Regions from separate parts of the Mus musculus genome. Here regions 2 and 3 are each linked to region 1. A link is a loop called in an ENCODE intact Hi-C map of the cell type or tissue named here. Cell type or tissue: left cerebral cortex. All regions are shown on one strand. Each heading gives the region's core, and the rest is flanking DNA. Links, peaks and the distances in the headings are about the cores only.

The links. A loop is a pair of places that touch in the nucleus more often than their neighbours do. Peaks named below come from ENCODE experiments on the same cell type or tissue, not always from the same donor. Only the 100,000 strongest peaks of a DNase experiment are listed, where the experiment ranks them.
Region 2: a loop joins it to region 1, with 7 times the contacts of the local background. A loop is called at or near these places in 22 of 42 quality-filtered maps.
Region 3: a loop joins it to region 1, with 4 times the contacts of the local background. A loop is called at or near these places in 34 of 42 quality-filtered maps.

What each region holds. Positions count from the first base shown.
Region 1 is chr19:47,336,109-47,340,166 of GRCm38, forward strand. All of the region lies in intron 6 of Sh3pxd2a (SH3 and PX domains 2A), which reads right to left. Among named protein-coding and RNA genes, the nearest start is that of Gm29834, 51 kb to the left of the region's middle. In left cerebral cortex, for the core only: a CTCF peak has its summit at 1,912 (motif pointing left); DNase peaks (open chromatin) are centred at 1,911 and 2,490; H3K4me3 peaks cover 1,047 bases; H3K27ac peaks cover 299 bases.
Region 2 is chr19:47,175,876-47,179,454 of GRCm38, forward strand. It overlaps Neurl1a (neuralized E3 ubiquitin protein ligase 1A), which reads left to right and starts at 2,945. Exons shown (of 6, transcript NM_021360.4): 1 at 2,945-3,579. In left cerebral cortex, for the core only: a CTCF peak has its summit at 2,294; DNase peaks (open chromatin) are centred at 1,516, 2,359, 2,964 and 3,149; H3K4me3 peaks cover 1,125 bases; H3K27ac peaks cover 936 bases.
Region 3 is chr19:47,273,950-47,277,528 of GRCm38, forward strand. All of the region lies in intron 11 of Sh3pxd2a (SH3 and PX domains 2A), which reads right to left. Among named protein-coding and RNA genes, the nearest start is that of Mir6995, 2.2 kb to the left of the region's middle. In left cerebral cortex, for the core only: a CTCF peak has its summit at 1,871 (motif pointing right); DNase peaks (open chromatin) are centred at 2,431 and 2,983; H3K27ac peaks cover 557 bases.

The DNA.
Region 1 (4,058 bases), core at 722-3,221:
AACCAAAACAAACAAAAAAAAAGTGGGCTGAGCAGTGGTGGTACAAGCCTTTAATCTCAGCACTTGGGAGGCAGAGGCAGTTGGATCTCTGAGTTCAAGGACAGCCTGGTCTACAGAGTGAGTTCCAGGATAGCCAGGGCTACACAGAGAAACCCTGTCTGGAAAAAACAAAACTAAAATAAAATTAAAAAAAAAAAAAAAAAAAAAAGAAAGAAAGAAACCAAAAGTTGGGCCTAGCTTTTCTGGATAGATCGCTTTTTATAGTAGCTAGTAATTATGGATAAGTCTTACTATCAGAAAAAATACACTTTATTCAAAACTGAACTTAGGGGGTTAGAGAGATGGCTCGGTAGCTAAGGGCACTTGCTGCTCTTTTAGAGAACCTGGGTTCAACTCCTAGTACCTACATCATGGCTCACCCCCATCTACAGCTTCAGTTCCAGGAGACCCAACAGAAGAGTGCTTCTGATCGCTTCAGACATCGGGCATACATGTGTTACTACCGAGACATACATGTAGGCAAAACACTGACAAATATAATAATTTAAAAGCATAACTAAGCAAACTTAAAACATAAATAAAGACTAATTTAGCCATGCATGTTGGCTTATGCCTCTAATCCTGTACTGGAGAGGCCAAGTTAGAAAGGCTGCCGTGAGTTCAAGGCCAGTCTGGGTTACAGAGTGAGACTGTCTCAAAAGTACAAAGCAAGGGGCCAGAGAGATGGCTGGGTGGGCAAGGCACTTGCCACCAAATCTGATGACCTGGGTTGACCCCAGGCAGGGAACCAACTGTGACATGTCACACATGCCCCTACACACAGAAATAAATATTTCAGATATGTGCTGTCTTTATCTACTTTCAAGTATTTTATAACAGTTTATAAAATTAAAAATATTTAATTTTATAAAAATTTTAAAATGTAAAAAAATTAAAAATATAAAAAAATTTAAAGAACAATTAAAAATAAATGAACTAAAAAAAACCCCAAAAACTAACAAACAAAACAAAGCAACAAACCCGCCCAACCTCATAGCCAGGCCTAGAGGCACAGGCCTGCCCTGGGTTACTCTAGAGGCTGGAGCACAGGGGCTTGAGAGTGGCTCCGCAGTGAAGACCCTTGCTGCTCTTGCAGAGGACCTGGGTTCCGTTCTCAGCAGCCACGCTGGGCAGCTCACAGCCACCTGTAACTACAGTTCCAAGGGTCTCCTGCACACTTTTGGCCTCTTCAGGTACCAACTCGAACGTGGCATCTACTTGGTGCCCATGCTGGATGGGGGAGGAGCCTACACCAGCACCCTCTCCTATCTCTGCGGCCTCCTGCATCCCATTTCACACAGAAGCTAAGGACTTAGGAACATACAGCTGGCAGAACTGTGGCACAAAGCAGGCCTCCCGGTTCAGAATGTACACTCCTTTGGGGTTCAAAAAGTGGAAATAAATACTGTGACTGAATCTTTTTACTCCCAGGTTAAAGGCCTCTCCTCCCTTCAAAGCCTAAAATAAACAATAAACAAATAAACACAAACTTGCCAAGAGCAAAGCCAACTGAGCCAAGCTGAGGTTTGAATTCTATCTAGTGTGTCAGATGCCAAACCCTAAATTCTCAACTCCAACAACAACAGAACCACATCAGCGTTGATCTCATTAACTGGGCCCAATAAGACCGTTTAATGATCGTGGCGATGGAAGGCAGGCTGAGCTCACAGCTTTTCTAAGAATAAACAGGACTTCATCAGAAACATCAACACTTGCCCAAGAAAACAATCTCGCAACACTCTTGAGCAACCTCGTTTGCATTTAAACTGGAGCTCGCCAGAGTTCTGGGTGGGAAGGAGCGCCAGGTCCCCTCTGCCTGGCAAGTGGCACACATAGAAGCCTCCATCCCAGAGGCTCTGTGGGAAACTGCGCCCCCTAGTGGCAGCTTGCAGAGCTCCTCAAGCTTTCTTGGGAGCCATGGGCAGCGGGCAGCATGCAGCATGCAGCTTGCAGCATTCCTCCGTGACCTCGCTTCAGTCCCTGCCTGGAGTTCCCGCTCTAACAGCGATGGACTGTGAGCTTGTAAGCCACATAAACCCTTTCCTCGCCGAGCCGCTTTTTATTCCGAATGTTTTATCATAGCCATAGAAAGCAAACCAGGTTATCAAGCAGCTTGACGGACACTCTCCGGCTCCCAGACTTTCTGAATCATCAAATCCACCCAGGGTTGCCGCTGTTGCTGGGACAACATCTCTCCTCTTTGCCCTCTATGCAGTTCCAATCACCAGCCAGAAAACCATCCAAATCGTATCACTCTGTGCCATTCATTTAACTCAGAGAAAGTCAACAGCCCCGTGCAGTCGCAGTCTGTGCTGTAAACGGCCCCCCATCCTCTCCTCTGCTACCCCCTTCCCTCCCCCTCGGCCCCTGCTGCTCATCATCTTCCCTGCCATAGCCTGCTTGAGCAGCTGGGCCTTCGTTCACACTGTGCACAGCCCTGTTCCTCCACCACTCCCCTGTCACCGGGCGCCTTTCATAGAACAGCTCGTCACTGTGAACTTCCAAACGGCAGGCATATTTCTGCAACACCAACATGGGTACAGTGCCCGAATACAGCTGGGGCTCAGGAAGGTCATATAACTGATTTCCAAACAAGCTACGATTAGTCTTGCTTGCTTAGATTTCTGAGTGTACTCTCGCTAGATAACCAAAGCCTCTTCCGGCTCTCGGCTCCCAAGTCAGAAAAGTTCCTTCTAGGTCCAATGTCCCCCCAAGCCCGGATGAGAGGCCACCTTTCCTGACTCTCACTGCATGATCCAGGTACTCGGTCTCCAAATCACTTGCCCACGGAGCGGGGCTTGTATGGAGGCCGCAGTTTCAAGGTGGTGGGAGATAGGCAGTAAGCAAGAATGTGTACAAGGTAACTAACTGGAGTGTCAGCGACAGGGAAGGGGCAGAGATTTGAGAGGGTGCGGCTGGGGTGGCTCCTCCGAGATAATAAAAAGGAGCCAGCCAGCCACAGGGAGGAACATTATTCCAGGTCCAGGGAACAGCAAGTACGAAAGTCGCCAGAGAAATGAGCGAGATATCTTAGGAGCAGACGATGACCCCGCGGTTGAACAGGTTTGACCTGATGGGAATGTAGGGGCAGAGCCCGAGTCAGAAAGGCAGCGGGGGTCAATTATGCAGGGCTCTGAAGCCAGAATAAGGAATTGTTTTTCATCGCGTGGTAGTCCCCCGGGGAAATTTCAGCGGGTTTGGAATGTACTTTACGAGTGCCCTCTAGCGGTGCTGCGGGGAATGGCAACTACCGGAGTAAAGGTGGAGGCTTCCTGGGAGCCTGAGGGATTCCCTGCGAGGTGGAAGGCGGCCCTCTAAGGTGACAGTGGGCACAGGCAGAAGTGAGTGGATCAGGAGGCCCAGCTGATAGGCAGAAGGAAGGGAGGGTGAAAGCCAAAGATGGCTTCTAGCCGTTAGGCAGAAGGAACCAGGTCCGCAAGGAAAGATTTAGCAGAAGGAGAGATGCAGAAAAAGTCCAGGCCACCCTTCTCACTGTCAAATGTCACCGGGCCTGCCCCCTCCGCCAGGCTGTGTGCCATGTGACACTGCTCTTCCTCTGCTCTGCACAAGCCTTCCTGCTGATATCTGGGGGGCTGGGGGCAGGGAACCAGGGTCTCATCAACTACAGAAGCAGCTCGCATCTCAAAGGAACAAAGGAGTTGGTTCATTCCAGAGCCCACAATGAGGAACAAAGATTCATGTTTCCCCCAAATAATGTGTTCCAAAGAGGCAGCGATCTTGTTTATAGAAACAGGAGCAAAGAAAGCCATAAGGCGATATACTTTCAAATCCATCAGGTAGCAGGCAACAGCTGCATGGGGGAGACGACAGGGTGCGGTGGAGGCTCTGCCGTAGGTTTCAGAAAGTACCTGACAGTATTCTTAACCCTTTGGTTGGCGGAAACTTGGATCCTGTTCATATATCCCAAACGATTTACCTAATGGTACCAAAAATGTTAAGTCACATACAGAGGGGGGCAATAAATGGCTATGGGTGAAGCTAAAGGTAAATCAAGATAA
Region 2 (3,579 bases), core at 899-3,398, 160 kb before region 1:
GTTTCACTGAAGCCACCTAAACAGTGACTTCCTCTAGCTCCAGTCTGCCCTGGAAGCTTCTTCTCGCTCCTCCTTTCCAGGATGGGGCTGAGCTACCTCCTAACTGTTGCCTTTAAGCTGCCTGGGTGGTGGTTGTGGAGGGGCTAAAAATCTGGGAGTTTGACCAGAGTCCAGAGGAAGGAAGGAAGGCTGCTGGCACTCTGTGATTCTTCAAGATGGATTTACCCAGAGCCAGAAAAGGGTTCCCAGAACCCAGGACAATGTAGAAGGTTATACTTCCTTCTTTAGGTCCCTGCCTGCTTGCTAAAGACCTATATCCAGTTGACATTTAACAGTGGTGTCCCATGCCCCAATCTGAACTCCCCAGGGGGGAAAAAAGTAGGGTTAAGGGTTCAAGGGGTGACACTGAGGGGCCCTTGGGCAGACAAGTGTAGGGTGTTTCTGCTCAGCATGACCCCTGCATGATCCTTCACAGCCGCACATTGGCTGGCGGGGGGGGGGGGGAACGGGGTCGGGGGGGGGGGGTCTCCCTCATCTCAGCCCAGTTTAGCCCTATCTTCCTCCCATGATTTTCCTCTGAGTCAGGGGAAGTTTTGATACTGTCTCAGCTCCCTGCCTTTGTCCCTGATACTGTGCTGAACAGGGAATTACAACCTATGCCCCAAGCCATGTCCAGTAACTGGTCCTTAATTAAACTGAGAAAGCAGAAAAAGGAGAGTTAGTGAATGTGGCCACATTAGGAACCAAGGGACAAAGACGGTCAAAGAGGGACAAAGAGATCCAGTATCCCCCAAGTCTGTCTTCTGGGGTCCTAAAGTGAGATTAAAGTTTGAATAGGGGGCTGAGGGTGGGCACACCTGAGCAGGTTATGACCTTCAAGTTCAGAAGCAACACTGTCAGTTTCCTTTGGAGCTCAGGCTACTCAGAGGATCAGGAGAGAGCCTTTTGGCCTGCTTGCCCGCCCTCCCTCCCTCCCTCCCTCCCTCCCTCCCTCCCTCCCTCCCTCCTTCCCTCCCTCCCGCCTTTCCTCCCTCCTTCTTGTCATTTGGCCTTCATTTTTCTTCTGCTTTGCCCATGGCCCACATTTAGGCCTGTGTGGGGCCTGTAATCTCCCTTTGGGGCCTTGGGTCCACCCCTATCCTGTACCAAGGCTTCCCAGGCCACAGAAGCGGGCTTATTCCAGAAGGACTCAGAGCCTCTCCAGCCACTCTCTACAAATCCCAGCCAGAACCCTGCACTTCACACACACTCCAGGGGAATTAGTCTCCTCTATACAGGCTCCACATATTTATTCTGACTCATAAAATGCCTGATCTCCCCAGCTATGTGTAATCTGTATGTCCTCATTCTCTCTCTCTCTCTCTCTCTCTCTCTCTCTCTCTCTCTCTCTCTCTGTGTGTGTGTGTGTGTGTGTGTGTGCTTTATGTATGTAGCTGTTAAGAGCCCACAGATTGCTGACAAATGAATCATCATTTGGGGAATAAGTGTTGGGAAGACACCGCCTATAAATAAGACACCAGTCCCTGACCATTCTGTAGCCAGTCAGCACCTGATCCCAGGCACCCCAGAGGCTTGGGGCTGGGGCTGGGACTGGGGGCCTGGTTGTCTTTCTCCTCAAACACCAGAGCATACCTTTCACAGGTATTTCTAGCTTGCCTGGAGTCTCTGAAACTTAAGGATATAACATGTGCAATCAGAGGAGAGTAAAAGGCAGGACAGGGGGCTAAAGGGGATCAGAGATGATGTCTAAAGATCACAGTAGGATTTTACTGCTGGCAGGCATGGGGATCCATTCACTGTACAAATACTTCTGAGAATCCGCATGTCCCTGCCCTGGGAGCTAGAACACTGTGAGGAAAGTGGCTGGCCGACTCTCCCCTCAGCAAGCTTATTCTCTATCAAGAGAAGCCGAATCTAACCAAGCAGAAAAGGCTACTTTTAGGCAAAGTCATATAAAAGCCACGAAGAGAATGGGATGACCCTATGGAGAATGATAGAGAGAGGCAGAGATGCTTAGCTGGGGTGGTCAGGAAAGAGCTGTGCCTACACATTGAGGATGGGTCCTATGGAGAAACTTCCAGAAAAGGATGGAGGAGATGTCTGTGTCCCACTCATGACCCAGGGCTCACTCTGGATCCGAGTTGGGAAAGTCCGGTTAGAGTGAGCGATGGCCCCGAGAAGCAGCAAGGCTGATGAAGGTGTGAGATGGACAGACGGACTGTCTTCTCCCCCATGATACACTGGGAGAAATAACCGCCCCAGATCCAAGATGACTTCCTGGTCCCTCCTGCAGGTAGCAGTGCTGAGCTACACAGATGGAAGAGTCACGTGAACAGGACATTTACAGACTGCCCCCTTCCTCGAGGAAGCCACCTTGGTCTACTATAGGCTATAGCACCCCCTCTATCCCTTCCCCAATCTCTTAGTTTTCCAGCTGACAGAATAATTCAACTTGGAACCGATATCTCTCTCATGGTTTGTACCTGAGCTGGGTCCCATCGGCTTGCTTCTGGTCTTGTGGTTCTCCGTTCTTGAACATGCAAAGGATGTTTGAACAGTCAGGAAATGGTCTGACTGGGGTTCTGATTGGAAGTTCCAACTACAGCGAAGGGGAGGTGACTGTATTCCTGATCTCAATTGTCTTAATTCATTATCCACTCACTCCTGAGCGTTTTAACACGTGCCAGGCCCTGAATCCCGTGCTAGGGAGCCTCCATTAGGGCTACCTCGCCACGCCCTGGCTCCGGGGCTCCCAGCGTTGTGGCGGTCCTCTTCCTCTTGTTTTCAGGTTCTATGTCCCAGGACAGGGAGACGCTCAACCTCCGAAGCTCCCATCTATTCCTGACGTCAGGTCCGGAGCAGTGCCGCCCCCAACCCTGGGTCCCGCGCGCCTTCGAGAACTTATAGCCAGCGGGAACGCGGCGCGCCCCGAGACCCACATCTGGCAGAGCGGGCGCGCGCGTGTCACTAAGACGCTCATTAACCTGCGCAGCTGTCGCCATAACAACCGGAGCCCCGGAGTCCTGGCGACGCTAGGGCGGGGGTTGGGGGCGGCGGCCTCGGGAGGGACCTGGCGGGAGCGGGGGCGGTCCACACGAGCCGGGCGCTGCAAGCTCACCCGCGGGCGGGAGGGCGCCACGCACGTCGCCGCGGCCGTCCCCGCGGGCGGGGACCGAGCCCGCCGACGAGCCTCCGAGCAGCCGCGCGCCGAGCCCCGACTCTATGGCCCGCGGGGAGCGCGCCGCCGCTGCGCCGCCCACCCGCAGCCGGAATCCGAGCTCCAGCACCAGGCAGAGCGCAGCGGCTCGCGCCGCGGGCCGGGGCCCAGGGGCCGGGCCGCCCCGGGCGCGGGGCATGGGAGCCCGGTAGCCGGGTGGCGCGAGGACCCCCACGGCGGGCAGGACCCGCCGAGCGAAGACCGCCAAGCCCAGGGAGAGCCGGAGACAGCAAACCGCCCGCCCCCGGTCGCAGCCCCGCCAGGGCCCTCCCCTGGCAGCGCGCACCCGCGCGCGCACACACTTGCACACCTTTCCTCCGCTCCTGCCCAGCCTTGCCTGGCTCCCGCCGGAGCACCCCCGG
Region 3 (3,579 bases), core at 899-3,398, 62 kb before region 1:
AAACGGATCCAGAGGGTCAGACCCAGAAGGCTGTATGATGGTTCAGCATGGTGGCACATGCCTAAAATCCCAGCAGTCAGAAGGCTGAGGCAGGAGGAATGGAAGTTATAGGCCAGATCTGGAAACCAAGTACTTTGGGATTGGATTTGAGGCCCTCAAAATAGAAGGAGGTTCGTGCCTGGCATGGTAAACCCGCTCGTAGGCCCAGAGGGGACCTATGATTGTTGTCTTGCTGAGTCCGTGGTTCTCAGCCTTCCTAATGCTGCAACCCTTTAGTACAGTTCCTCATGTTGTGCTGACCCCCAACCATAAAGTTATTTCTGTTGCGACCTCATAACTGGAATTCTGATACTGTTATGACTTATCTGAAATCTCTGTGTCTTTGATGGTCTTAGGTGACCCCTGTTGAAAGGATCATTTGATCCCCAAAGAGTTGAACCCACAAATCGAGAACCGCTGTGCTAAACGGACAAGGCTGTCGAGCTTCCCTCTTAATATCTATTTTTATAGGCATACATTGGTGCTACCCTCAACCTCGGACCAGAAAAACTTCTCTCTGTGGTGGTCAGCACGTAGTGCGGAGACTGGTTGTAACCTTCTTAATGCTAAGAATAATTGACTACTGACTGTTGTGCCGCAAACAGGATATCTGTGTCACCCTGTTCCACAAAAGGCTCTCAGGGAACATCATGAAACAGGGGGTGGAGAGACTGTAAGAGCCAGAGGGGGGAGGTACGCCAGGAAATGCTGTTTTCTGGACGTGACAAGGCTACCGCACTACCCATGAACTCACAGTGGCTGGTTACCTGTATAAGATCAGGACAATGAGACCAATAAACATTATAGCACTAATTGAACCCAGCGGGAGGGAGAGGACATGAAGGGAAGAAGGGGAAGTGTTGAGGGTAACTGAAGAGAGGAGAGAGGGAGAGCTGGGTTGGGTAGGGTCAAATATAGTGTTTACATGTACAAAGGTGTCAAAGATTTTTTTCTTTTTTCTTGAGACAGGGTTTCTCTGCATAGCCCTGGCTGTCCTGGAACTCACTTTGTAGACCAGGCTGGCCTCGAACTCAGAATTCCACCTGCCTCTGCCTCCCAAGTCCTGGGATTAAAGGCATGTGTCACCATGCCCGGCGGTGTTAAAGATTAAAAAAAAAAAAGAAGAAATTCTATTTTTTTAATTTGAAGCTCTAGGTCGGCCTGGGCTAAAGAGTATGCCTCTATCTCAATAAAGAAGAGAGGCAGGGTTTACGCCTTAGCACCGCACAAGCAAGCAGAGGCACACACCTGTGACCCCAGCACTCTGGAGGTGGAGGCAGGGATCAGAAGTTCAGGGCCATGGTCAGCCACAAGGGCTAGTCTGGATAGAAGAGACCTTGTGTCAAAACAAAGCAACATTAAAAAAATAAATAAAGAGTGGGGTGGGAGGGGTGGCCATGGCCTAATGGGGGAGGGTCTGGGTGCTGCTAGACAGACAGCAGACAGGTCAAGTTCACAGGGTGAGTCCACACATGTAACCTTTTAATGCTGTGGCTTAAAAAAAATTTATTTGAAAAAAAGTATTTGATAGGTGAGTTGAGGACAATTAGGAAAAACCGGGTAAGATCAACATACAATAAGAAGATGGAACAAAGAAAGAGCCAGGCACGGTGGCTTATGCCCATACTCACTAGTTGGGAGGCTGAGGCAGGAGGATTGCCTTAAGTCACACCAGCTTAGGTTACACAGGGAGTACCAGGCCAAATGGGACTATATACAAGACTTTTTTTTTTTAAAGTCATATTTATATAATCTTAAAAAAAACCATTTATTTATTTATTTATTTTATGCATATGAGTACACCACCATTGCTCTCTTTTGACACACCAGAAGAGGGCACCAGACTCCATTACAGATGGTTGTGAGTCACCATGTGGTTGCTGGCAATTGAACTCGGGACCTCTGGAAGAGCAGTCGGTGCTCTTAACTGCTGAGCCATCTCTCCAGCCCCATATTGATATAATCTTGTGGGTTGAAAAAGCCTTTTTGTCTGTGTAGCCCTGGCTGTCCTGGAACTTGCTCTGTAGAGCAGGCTGGCCTCGAACTCACAGAGATTTACCTGCCTCTGCCTCTGCCTCTGGTTAAGTTTTGATGATTCCTTGATGTTTAAAACAACTTCCCTCTCTTCCTCCACATGGTATCAAGCCTTCACCCAAATCGGCAGGGAGCTTGCTTCTGGGCCTAGCACTGGCTGGCCAGTGCTTCTGACTCTAGGTCGCAATGTCCCCATTTGCTCTCTGGGACACAGCTGGCTCTTTAGAAATGGCTCTCACAGACCAGATGCCTGACAACCCCTTTTTCTACTGCCCTTTCCAATGTGACCTTGATCTTGGCCTTGTGTCAGGTAGGAGAAAGGCAACAGAGAGGTCCAGACAGGAGGTGGCTCCTCAGAGCCATGTCACTGGGAGGTACACACAGGTGTGCACAGCTTACATGTTCCTTGGAAGGCAGACATCACTGAACTGAGGCTGGCTCCTGGATGTGATGGGCAGAACTTGAAGCATAGAATGTCAAGGGTGGAGAGAAGCAATGAGAATGATCTTTCTGTGGCAGTAGCTAAGACTCAGAAAGGCAAGGCAGTTGTCAGAGGGCCTGAGGGAGAGTGTGCCACACCAGGCCCAGAGCCTGGGGTTCTTGAAGCTCTGAAAAAGACCTTGCTGGTATCTTGTCATGTGACAGTGGCAGAGGAATTGGGTAGGGACTATAGGGTAATAGTCAGGTGCACATAGGGCCCAGGGTGTCCCATTCCACAGCCCTCTGTGTTTCACATGCTGTATCGATAAAGCTATGTCTCGGGCTTTGTGTTACAGAATACAACAGGCAGAGCGACGCAGGCATCAGGGGTGGCTCTGTGTCTGGGCACAACTTCCTCACAGCTGTTCCTCAGCTCTGTAGTAGGACTGGCTCCAGAGAGAAGCAGGCCGCAGAGGGAATGTGTAGGAGTGTGTGTGTGTGTGTGTGTGTGTGTGTGTGTGTGTGTGTGTGTGTGTGTGTCTAAGGCTGGGGGAGGAAAAGAAAGACAGGAAATGAGGATCAACACACAGCTTGGAATGTTGGGAAATAGCAGTGTTTTAAGGAGGTATCTGGCAGGCTTCTTAAGGTAGAACGGGATCACCAGGGTCCTTTACAACTGAAGTCCCCACTGGCTAAAAAGGACCAAGCTAGAGGGACAGTAGCTGACTAGAAGTAGCCCAAATTGACACTATTCGTTATCTTAAAACAAACACACAGACAGACAGACAGACAGACAGACAGACAGACAACCCTAAAATATAAAAGGCAGCTGTGGTGATCACTCCTAGGCAAACACACGCAGACCACCAGCTGGCTGCAAGATCTATCTGCAGGCCTTTCCACATGAGGCTTGGGGGCTGATGGAACTGCAGTTGGTTCCAGCTTTCACTGCTTAGAGAACACAGAAGACCAGGGGGTAGCTGCTTTGGATAACACATGTGTAAGTACACAGTCCCGTGCCACATGACAGGTTAGAAAGGGACATGTCAGTCCTCCAGACTGACAGGCACCAGGGTGAGGGTGATG